Linked DNA regions of Mus musculus: region 1 is linked to region 2. The links are chromatin loops, found by intact Hi-C in ENCODE. Cell type or tissue: left cerebral cortex. All regions are shown on one strand. Each heading gives the region's core, and the rest is flanking DNA. Links, peaks and the distances in the headings are about the cores only.

What was found. Peaks named below come from ENCODE experiments on the same cell type or tissue, not always from the same donor. Only the 100,000 strongest peaks of a DNase experiment are listed, where the experiment ranks them.
Region 1: it touches region 2 in a loop (2.6-fold over the local background); 2 of 42 quality-filtered maps call a loop at or near these places.

Annotation. Positions count from the first base shown.
Region 1 is chr2:102,595,108-102,603,963 of GRCm38, reverse strand. All of the region lies in intron 3 of Pamr1 (peptidase domain containing associated with muscle regeneration 1), which reads right to left. Among named protein-coding and RNA genes, the nearest start is that of Pamr1, 50 kb to the right of the region's middle. In left cerebral cortex, for the core only: a CTCF peak has its summit at 4,454; DNase peaks (open chromatin) are centred at 4,312, 4,938 and 5,600; H3K27ac peaks cover 2,116 bases.
Region 2 is chr2:102,742,760-102,745,259 of GRCm38, reverse strand. It overlaps Slc1a2 (solute carrier family 1 (glial high affinity glutamate transporter), member 2), which reads right to left. Exons shown (of 11, transcript NM_001077514.4): 5 at 1,287-1,452. Gm13872 (predicted gene 13872) reads left to right here. Exons shown (of 2, transcript NR_153853.1): 2 at 338-1,609. Among named protein-coding and RNA genes, the nearest start is that of Gm13872, 2.8 kb to the left of the region's middle. In left cerebral cortex, for the core only: a CTCF peak has its summit at 1,157 (motif pointing left); DNase peaks (open chromatin) are centred at 1,151 and 2,283.

The DNA.
Region 1 (8,856 bases), core at 3,457-5,956, 140 kb after region 2:
GGAGTGCAGGCTTGTACAACCACTCTGGAAATCAGTCTGGCGGTTCCTCAGAAAACTGGACATAGTACTACCGGAGGATCCAGCAATACCTCTCCTGGGCATATATCCAGAAGATGCCCCAACAGATAAGAAGGACACATGCTCCACTATGTTCATAGCAGCCTTATTTATAATAGCCAGAAGCTGGAAAGAACCTAGATGCCCCTCAACAGAGGAATGGATACAGAAAATGTGGTACATCTACACAATGGAGTACTACTCAGCTATTAAAAAGAATGAATTTATGAAGTTCCTAGCCAAATGGATGGACCTGGAGGGCATCATCCTGAGTGAGGTAACACATTCACAAAGAAACTCACACAATATGTATTCACTGATAAGTGGATATTAGCCCCAAACCTAGGATACCCAAGATATAAGATATAATTTGTTAAACACATGAAACTCAAGAAGAATGAAGACTGAAGTGTGGACACTATGCCCCTCCTTAGATTTGGGAACAAAACACCCATGGAAGGAGTTACAGAGCCAAAGTTTGGAGCTGAGATGAAAGGATGGACCATGTAGAGACTGCCATATCCAGGGATCCACCCCATAATCAGCATCCAAACGCTGACACCATTGCATACACTAGCAAGATTTTATTGAAAGGACCCAGATGTAGCTGTCTCTTGTGAGACTATGCCGGGGCCTAGCAAACACAGAAGTGGATGCTCACAGTCAGCTAATGGATGGATCATAGGGCTCCCAATGGAGGAGCTAGAGAAAGTAGCCAAGGAGCTAAAGGGATCTGCAACCCTATAGGTGGAACAACATTATGAACTAACCAGTACCCCGGAGCTCTTGACTCTAGCTGCATATATATCAAAAGATGGCCTAGTCGGCCATCACTGGAAAGAGAGGCCCATTGGACTTGCAAACTTTATATGCCCCAGTACAGGGGAACACCAGGGCCAAAAAGGGGGAGTGGGTAGGCAGGGGAGTGGGGGTGGGTGGATATGGGGGACGTTTGGTATAGCATTGGAAATGTAAATGAGTTAAATACCTAATAAAAAATGGAAAAAAAAAAGAAACCATTACCAGCAGCAAAAAAAAAAAAAAAAAAAAAAAAAGAAAAAAAAAAGAAAATTTGAATAATTTAATCCATTTATTCCATTCAACCCTGTGGGATTGGGCACTACAATCCCAGTTTCCCAGTCTTACCACTAAGACTAAGGCTGAGCTACATCTAATGTAAAGTTCACAACATCCGATCTGCTGCCTCTCCATATGACTCCACTCATCCTCCCACACTTCCTGTAGAAGACACAGACTCTCCTGCATCACTTTGTCCCCTTCCCACCTGGTTAGACAATGTATGTGTTTACACGTTCTGTAACCAGTTGTGGATATGTTCTATGGCAAACTATGTAATAAATTCCCCCTTAATGCTCAACACTAGAAAAGACAAACCATCTTCTACCAAGTGAGCCAGATTAATGATTTTCACTTTTTCTTACCCCCAAGTCCTCTTGTTCAAGCTCACATTAGGTTTCCCACCCAAAAATCAAACTGTGGATAAAAAGCAAGTTCCTGGCTAAAGCAGAAGCAAAAGTCAAAGGCATCCCACTTCCTGCTTCCCTGGTCCCCTAAACTTCTTCAAAAGGCAGCACTAAAGTTAAGGTTTGCGAGTCCCTAACAGAGAAGTTCTTTGAGTTCCATGTTAAATGTAGTGTTAAGATATACCATGTTTTTGAAAGATGATTTGTGATAAATATTTTCAGTTGATTTTATAGAAAAAATCATATGAATAATATAAATAAATAGTTTTCTTTCTCTGATCTTGGTAAATTGTGACTCAATGAGCTAAATGGAGCCTATTCCCTGTTGCTATAAATGAAGTCTCATTGGGCTGGGTGTGGGGGTGCACACCTGTAATCCCAGTACCCATGGAGGCTGACGCAGGAAGAATTCACATTTAAGGATAGCCCAAGTTAGAAAGCAAAACATTAGTAAAAGACAACAACAAAGTTTTCTTGCCCACAACCTGCCCACTTACTGGTATACTGATGAAGTTAGACTGTAGAACGGAGCGGGGGGCAGGGGGACAGGCATTTTCAGGGATAGATGGAGAGGGGCTTTTTGAATAAGTGGTAGCTGAGGCTAATTGGGAGAGGAAGGGAAATTATGATTCTCAGGCAAATTCACAATAGTAGCAGAGTTGAGAAGTTATGAAATATAGTTGGATCTCAACAATTGAAAATACTTAGTATCTAGACCATCATAGGGGAACGTTATCTACACCATTTCTATACAGAAGTCAAGGTATCATAAACTCTAGACATACAGTAGCTCCACTCCAGAGCCAATCCTCTGAAAAGTTAATCCCAAAACTATTAAGAAAAATGGTGACGTCAGTAGGTACTCATCCAATGGTCATGAAATATGGATGCAGTCTTAAGGAAAGAACCTAAATCCTACTTCTGACAAGGTTGAGGCCAAGGCTTTTTTTTTTTTTTTTGTATGACTAGAATGTCTAGTTTTTCTCTTTACTGAGAGGTGTAGCACTACCTTGCTCTACCATGAAAAGTGGTGGATTCCTGTGAAGGCCCAGTCTCCTCCACGCTGTCCTGCATACATCCTTAACAAACAAGCATTCTATGCCCACATAGCTGCCAGACCTGTCCTTATTATCTTAAATGAATAATTACAAAAAGAACCCAAAAACAACAACAACAACAACAAAAAACTCAGATGGTTTCACTCCTGATTTATTTAAGTGCACCAAGAGTTATCCCCTGTGTGAGCATCTTCCCATGTATTGTATAGCATTGAAAGGTCCCATCTGGGAAGAAGAGGAGGATAATAAGACTAATGAAGAAAATGATGCATGTACGATGCAAGAAGTTAATGAAACTTGCAAGGCTGAGGATGCTCCAGAAGTTTACAAGCCCCCTCCCCAGTGTTATAAAAGTACTAAAAATTGCTGGGCAGAGAAGACTCTCTGATTGGTAAAGCTACCTATAATTTGTGCAGCACATGGTTGGCTGTTTGAGGAACTTTAATTATTTTATATTTAATTTTAATTTTATTTTTATGATGCAGCTGTCTTTGTCATCCACGCTCCTATAAATAATTCCACATATGCGCTCCTCCTGTAAGTAACCCAAGCACACTCGCTGACCCATCCATGCCCTCTCTGGAGTGGACAGACATTTGTTCACATTTCCCCAAGGAAAGTCACACAACACAGTGACACCCACAGCCTTGCCTTGTTGACTGTGTGACGTCACCTCTTAATCCTAACCATCTGCCTGCCCATTCTGCTCCAGCCACACCAACCTTCCTAATGCCAGGCCTTGAGCTTGCTTCAAGTTCAACCTAAGAAGCTCATGGTCTCCCTTCCTCTGCCAATTAGCCTCAGCTACCACTTATTCAAAAAGCCCTTCTCCATCTATCCATAAAAATGCCTGCCCCCTACGTACCTATTTTGGTAGAGCTGGGGCCTTTATTAGCTTGCACAGTACCTAGCTAGAATAGTACCTGAGATGTTTCTAGGGAGGGAGGAAGGGAGGGAGAGAGGGAGGGAGAGAGGGAGGAAGGGAAGGAGGGAGGGAGAGAGGGAGGGAGGGAGGCAGGGAGGCAGGGAGGGAGGGAGGGAGGGAGGATGGATTATGCTGCTATGAGTCAGAGTCTGGCTTAAAGCTATATCAGGCTTACTTCATTTAACTCTCATGATAAACCTGGGAAATAATATTCATCTTCCCATTGTCTAGGTGTTGAATACTAAGGATAAGAGGGTAGGGCTCTCAAGCTCTGATGGCCAACAGAGGACCTTGCAAGGTTCTGGGTAGGGACAGAAATGTCAAAGTCCTTTGAGGCTCGGCTTTAGCCTCACTAGCTGTGCAGGTTTGGGCACGTTACTTCACCTCTCCGAACCTCAGTCAACCTCTGTCCCATGTGAATAAAACCGTACTTAAGCCCTGTGATTTGTGAGGTTTCAAACAGATAATGCATGGAAGTGGTAACAGAAAAATCCGTGAAAATCAGCGGTTGCTACTGGGTGGCAGTGCAGGGATTTGAATGTGGATCTGTCTAGTTCGTCTTGAATGAGACATTGTTCTCCCTTAGGGACTTTCTGATCTAAGTCTCTCCCACTGCATCAGGAAGCAGAAAGACCTTTCCTCCTCTTCCAGAGTACCACACGCGAAGTGTCTCCCACCGGAAGCACACATTCGTTCTGCACACCTCACTCTTTCTCTCGCCCACATCTGCCCATCTGTTGCAAGGCTAAGGAAGTGCTACGTGCTACCCTGGGTGTGAGAGACAAAAAAAGAAACATCCCTGCACAGCCTCAGCCCCCTGGAGCCTGGCAGCTTTCTAGCCTGCAAGGTGTTAAGTCCCAGCTCCCCTACAAATCTCCTGCTGGGAGCCCCAAGTTAGAAGCAGCTTGAAAGCTGCCAGCCTGCTTCCAGTTGCATCCTTTCCTCCTTGTGGAAGATGGAATCAGACAGCCTGTCTCTGTGGGCCCCCTCCCCCTCCATCCTGGTCTCCTTGGTGAAGCTAGGACTGCTCCAGGGTTTCATGCAGACTCCAGAGGGCTTGGAGACCCCAGCCCCACCCTGGGGTAGGCTGGACCACTTATGCCTGCCCTAGAGCTGTCCTCCAGAGGTAGCCAGAATTGCAAAGCATATGCAGGGCTAGGCTCTTCAGCCTGCTGTTCCCTCTCACTCTGAAGGGGAGGGACTATTTGACTCCAAGAGGAGGACATTTCCAGCCAACCAAGGACAAAGAGGCCACTTTCTGAAAATGTGCTTGGAGAAGGGGCACTGGGCAGAAAAGAAAAGAAGGGACCCTACTCTCCCTTCCCCCCATAGGGGCTCCATCTGCTCCCTTCCCACTTTTGCCTCTCCTCTGGAGTTGGCTGATCTGGGTTCAGAGACAAACTAATGCACCTCTCTGCCCAGGACAGAACAGTGAATAGAGCCGGAGTCCCTGCCAAGGAAGTGCCACTGGCCAACCAGGCAGGTGGTCCTGAGTTAAAAGACCAGAGCAGGCTCAGGGCCCAGAAGACGTGCTTGGGTTTCCCTAATGATGTCTTCCTGTACATAATCATGCTCGAGCGTGTGTGCTTGTGTGTGTGCGTGTGCGTGTACGTGTACATGTGTGTTTGTTTCTGTCTCTCTGTGTCTCTCTGTCTCTGTCTCTCTCTGTCCCTCTGTCTCTCTGTGTGTGTGTGCGTGTCTGTTTCTGTCTCTCTGTGTCTCTCTGTCTCTGTCTCTGTCTCTCTCTGTCCCTCTGTCTGTGTGTGTGTGTGTGTCTGTTTCTGTCTCTCTGTGTCTCTCTGTCTCTGTCTCTCTCTGTCCCTCTGTCTGTGTGTGTGTGTGTGTGTGTGTCCAGACCATCCCCCAAGTCTTCCAAACCCTGGACTCACCCCTATTCTTTTACAGTCTAACATGAACAGAATAGGTAGACAGACCTTGCTTCCATTTACAGAATTAAAACTAAGTCTTCCTTAATTTCCAAACTAGTGACTGACTTTGGAAGATTCTACACAGAAACAAACACCTCCAACGTTCACAAGAGTCTCATCGTCTCCAGTGCTAAGAGATGGTGTGGCAAGAGAGACACACACACTTCTGAGAAGTGGTTTGATTTGGGTTTTCTTTCATCTTCCCTCTTAGGGAACAAAAAGGATTCAAAGAAACTGTTTAGACAGAGACGCATTGGTCCTATCTTCCCCCTTTCAAAGATGACTGCAGAGGCAGGGCTCAGTACATGAAAACAGCTTGAACTAGGAGAGTTCACTATTGTCTGAGCCAGGGTTCCTCATGGACGGAGATGAGAATAGGAGTGCTTGTCATCATGGCTTCTATTGTTTTCTTGTCTGAAGGATTTATCTATTTTGAGACAGAATCTCATGTAGTCCATTCTGCCTATTTTTTAACATTTTGGCTAAGGCTGAGGCCGGCCTTGCACCTCTAACCCTTCTGTTTCTACCTGCTAAGTGAGGGCATTTCACAGATACACCTCAATGCCTATTTTATATGTGTTCCTGGCAATCAAGCCTAGGTCCACTTTTGCTGGGAACTCTACCAATAGAGTTCTAACTCCAGCCCTAGTTTCCAGCATTGTACCTGTTTTCTAAAGATGCTCTGCAAATGGCAATCATTTCATTCTTTCTATGGCATCCTGTGTGGATCAGAGACACTATCTTAGCATAAAATTCCCAGGGAAGCTCAGGTTCTGCCCTATATTCCAGATCCTATAAGAGCCAAATGATGATGACACTGGCTATAACCAGCAGACCCAGCAGGTACACAGGTGGCAGAGACAAGGCCTATTGGTGGCATACTAATTTGCTAGCACACTAGATCAGGGGCAGAAAAAAGCCTGAAACCTCTGTGTGACTCCAGTTATCCCACTGTCACCTTCTGGGTCCTTAGATGGACCCTCAGAGCCATGACCTCAGCTGCCTCTGTTATATGGGAGGAGTTCATTGGAAAAGATGCCATTGGCTCTGCATTCATATATTAGTCCAGCCACTTAGAGCTAAGTAACAAGCCCTCCTCTACTCCATTCCTTCCTTGACCTGGATACATTAGTGTTCTTATCTATAAAATGGCTCTGATGAGAACTGAATTGGAGTCTAAATGAGATTGCTTGAATGTATTTAGAGCAATGCTTAGTTCACAGTAAGTGACAAGAGAAGGCTTTGAGTTGATTGGGACTCTCGTCTTTATCAGGAACACTAGAAGTCCAGTAGTGACTTTCCAAGCTATGATTTGGCCTAAAACCCCAGTCAGCCTGACACTTTATGAAGACAGCTGATTGAATTATCTCTGTGCTTCATAGTACAGCTTTGCAAGGGCAGGAACATTGCCTTGCTCACCTCTTTATAAGTATCAAGCTTGTGCGCCATGAATTGTTAACCAAATGGGTGAGTATATCAAATAATTCAACAGCTCCCTGTCCAATCAAAGCATTTCAAAGCGTCTCCCTAGATCATATGTGTTATGACTTCAATTAAAATAGCTGTTTAGCAAGAAAAATATGTAGCATTATGGACAGGAGATACTTCCTCTCTGAAACCTCAAGAATCATCCCCCCAAATGTACACTATGTCACCTTACTAATGCAGCCAAAAAGAGAGCAACTGGGGGGAGGTAGAAAAGAAAACTGGATTGACTGTGTTCCGCCCTCAATACTCTTTTGCCCCCTCTACCTGGTCCCTCCCTCAACCTACTTCTTGTATACATCACAATAAAAAACAGTATTTTTTACAACTAATAAACACTAATAAAAAATTTACATTGAGGGCTGTGTGTATATTGTCTCTGGGCTTCAGTATGGCTGATTTTTGTTGGCCGATTTTTATTTCTTTGATTCTTCCTTCTCCTTGGATCCCTTCAATTGACGTTTTTGTTGCTGTTAATTTCAAATACTATGTTTATAGTTCTTGCATGTTCACTTTGTTCTTTACTTTTGTAAATCTCAATCGACATTTCTCATGTTAGTTCATAAGAGCCATATTTTCTTATAGATCCGTTAATATAATCAATCTAAAGTTATTCACACTTCTGTTCTGAAAGTTTCACAAATAGATCATCTGGAAACTATTCCATTTGGCTAGTTGTTCTCTTTACCATAGTTTTGTTTGTTTTACAACAGGAAAACACAAAGGGCACATCGCCTCTATTGGTTATGAATGTGCTCTCCTCTATTAGCGGTGGAAGGTAAAGACTGTTGAGTTTGACGCGAATGGGACAGGAGTTAGTATCTGGGTCAGGCCTAAGACAAGAATCCCAACAGAGGACATTTGAAACCCAAGCATCAGAAACCCTATAAAATCTCTCTTTGATATTTACAAATCCTCCTCTTTCCAACTTGCCCCACTCTCCAGACTACAAGACCAAGGCACTATGGGATTATGAGGTTGTGAGGCCACAGGTTTGTGAATCTGCAATGGCAACACCCTATAGAAATCTGCTGTCTCACTTAACCCCGGTCAACTGGCAAAACTCCGCTTCAGAAACCAGACGGACTTTGTATTTGCTTTAGATTTCGGTTCCAACACGCTGGCGCATAGGATCACCAAAAACCTGGCTTCTGTTTTTCCTCTGGCAGAGACAGCCTTCATCTGTGCCCTGCGTTCTACCAGCAGCATCCTGGATCCTTGTTCACCTGGGGGAAAACCTTCCTCTAGAAACTGGAGTTTTCCTGGTTCTATATCCACAGATATCTGATTGCATTCTTGTTAATCCAGCGGCTTCGGACTGTTTGAGAAGAGGTCTTTCATGCGCTCTCCTCCTTCCCAGAGGCTGAGCTAGAGCTGAGGAGTCTGAGGAGACAGTGGTCTGCATCAGTTTAAACAACCTGCTGTCAAGAAACCTCTTAGACAGAAAACAGGAAGTAGTCTTTACCACAAAACACTTATCCTGACATGAATGCCTCCTCCTTTTTTTTTCTCTCAGGAAGTTTTTCTTCACTATATGTCTTTTATATTAACTTCTGCCCATTCAAATACACATACATACACACAGGAACACACAAATGCATTCACAAAAAAAAATCAAGCAAAAAACTCACTTGATGGCTCTGGGTTATTAATAAAAATATTATTGTTCTAGTTTTATTTCTACTAGTGTGACAACATACTTTGTCAAAAAAGCAACTTAAGGGGAAAAGGTTTGTTTGGCTTGCAGTTCCATGTTACAGTGCAGCATATCAGGACAGTCACAGTGGCAGGCAGCTTGAAGCAGCTACTCACATATATCCACAGACAAAACCAGAGAGAAGTGATGCGCGCATCCACACTTGCTTGCTGGCTAGCTTTCTCCTCTCTTATATTGTTCAGGACTCAGTGCCTAAAGAATG
Region 2 (2,500 bases), core at 1-2,500:
CTCGGAAAACAACCACAGTGCACAAAGCAATCACACAGCGCTGCTGATCACATCCTACATAGGAACCTTTTTTAAAAAATATTATTATTATTTATTTATTTTTAGACTAGCACGTGGGACATACTTAGACTAAATTATTGTTATTTGTATTGATCTAAAAATTCAAGTTTATCTAATGACAATCCAAGGAGACAAGCACATTTGATCTCTTAGATGACAAAGGGACAGGACCACTGAGCTGACCCATCTCTAAACAGTTCTCACCCGAGTCCTTAGAAACTTCTTTGCAAGATCTTGCTTACAGATTCTTATTTCTCTTTTTTTTTCCATTTTGCAGGCAAACGACCCATTTTCCTAACACCATTAAACTGAACAATGATGGAAATGGGAGAGAATGGGCCCACCCTAAAGCCCTAAGGTGGCTGGGTGATCAGTAAGTCTGGGCAAATTTGGAGCTGATCCTGTGAAGGAAACCACCTCACCCCCTGCACTTCATGGAATGTGTTCTGGTTGAGCTTCTTGGCTCTCCATCTACTTTTCATAATGACCAGAGCTTGTCTGAGCAGAGCTCACTGCATGTGCTAGGGTGCTTTATAGGCACAGCTCCGGTTCATTTTTACAACGGTCGGTTCACAAACCCTGGGCCAATCCCATTTCCAATTTACTGTGGAGGCTAGAGAAGTAGAAAGACTTGCCCAGGAGCAGACAACCAATGAGTGCCTCCTAAACCCACATCTGTGCAGCTAAAGAGGAACTCTGGACGGAATGGAGAGAAGGCATCAGGCTCAAGGAGACAGGTCATATACATTCTGTAATAGCCCTTTGTTTCCTAATCTAACACTGTCCAATACTGGCAACTCTGCCTTTGTTATAGACTTGAAGCTAGGATGCAACAACAAGCATGGTGCTTCTGCAAAGAGACAGCTAAAACAAAACTTAATAAATAAAAGAGAAGCATAGCCCAGTTCATTAAATGGCTAGTTAAATAATGTGCCTGACAAATGTCAGCTCTTTTCTCTTTTTCTACCCCTGATCTCTGGCTGCCATGTCCCTTTGGGGTTCCTCCTTCTGCTGATCTTCCTGTCTTCCTTCATGGCTCAGCCCTGTCTCAGTGACACTCATATTGTTCCCCAGAGAGAACCTTCTGCGCCACCTAGAGGACACTTTACTGGGTTTTTTGAGAAGAAACGTTGGGATACTGAGAACTGAGGGAAGAAGGCTGTTGAGAAAGGCGGGCCACTGTCCAGAAGTCAAAGGTGATGGATGGCAACAACCACTATGCCTACCTAAGACGTTCATCCCGTCCTTGAACTCCAGGCCCTTCTTGATAACGATCTTAGTTTCTTCAGGGGCCTCGTTCATGGTTTCATTCAACATGGAGATGACCGCCTTGGTGGTATTGGCCTCCTCAGATGGAGGTGCCACCAGAACTTTCTTTGTCACTGTCTGAATCTAATGGAGCAGGAAGGAAAAAGAATAAAGGTGAAGGTCAGTCTAAAAGGTCAACAACAACCCAGCCAGCCAGTCATACACTTGAACCTTCCCAAGATGTTAACTACAACTATGAAATGCCAAAACAAGGCTAATAAAACTGGGGAATATTTTATGATTATATTCTTAATAGAGCATTAACTCATTGCATATGCAGTATGTTGTTGCTTCTCGGCCTTTTGGCTAAGATCAAGTGTAGCATATGCAGTATGGTGCAGCTATCCTACTAACAAGATTATTACAAAGTTTATGATATTCATTTGTCCCCTAAGTACCCTAAGCAGCACAGTTGCTATAGCTGGGGGATATGTGTCCATTTTTTCCTCCCCATGATGACACCTCTGTGATTGGGGGATGGTATCACAAGTCCAACTTAGTAGCTGCTCTTGCAAACTGTGAGGCCCAGGTAAATGTTCTTTCTGCTGGACAGAATCATCAGAAGCCTGTCCTAGGTTCTGGGTCCTTCCAATACCAGGCTCTGCTGGGAATCTCCATCTGGACAGCAGGGTGACAGCTACCCAATAGCCACCTTTCTGGGACTATATAATTCATATGCAAGGTGGGAAATATATACTTCAGGCTATGAAGCCAACTCACTCTTGCCTAATACTCCCCAAGTATCTCCTATGCTATTCCTCGACATTCGTGGAAGTGGGTCTAATTTTAAAGGTGTCAGGCATCCTGCATGTAAAAATTCACATCTCAACCTCAAAATTTACCACTTTCCAGGGCATTAAAATAGAAATCATTCAAAATCCTAGAATGTCTGTGCTGGCACGTGAGAGGTGACAGATGGCTGAACCCTGAATAGATACAGAAGACGATGCAGGAAGAACTGGCTTTTCAGACGTCATAGTTATTGGCAGAACTGACACTTGAACTTAAATGGCCCGACCACCATTGAATTCTTTCCACCCCCTGCACCATATGTTAAGTTATACAGACTTGATCCTTCTGTGGCTGAGTTTGACAGTTAGCAATGCTGGACTGAGATAACAAGAACAGAAAA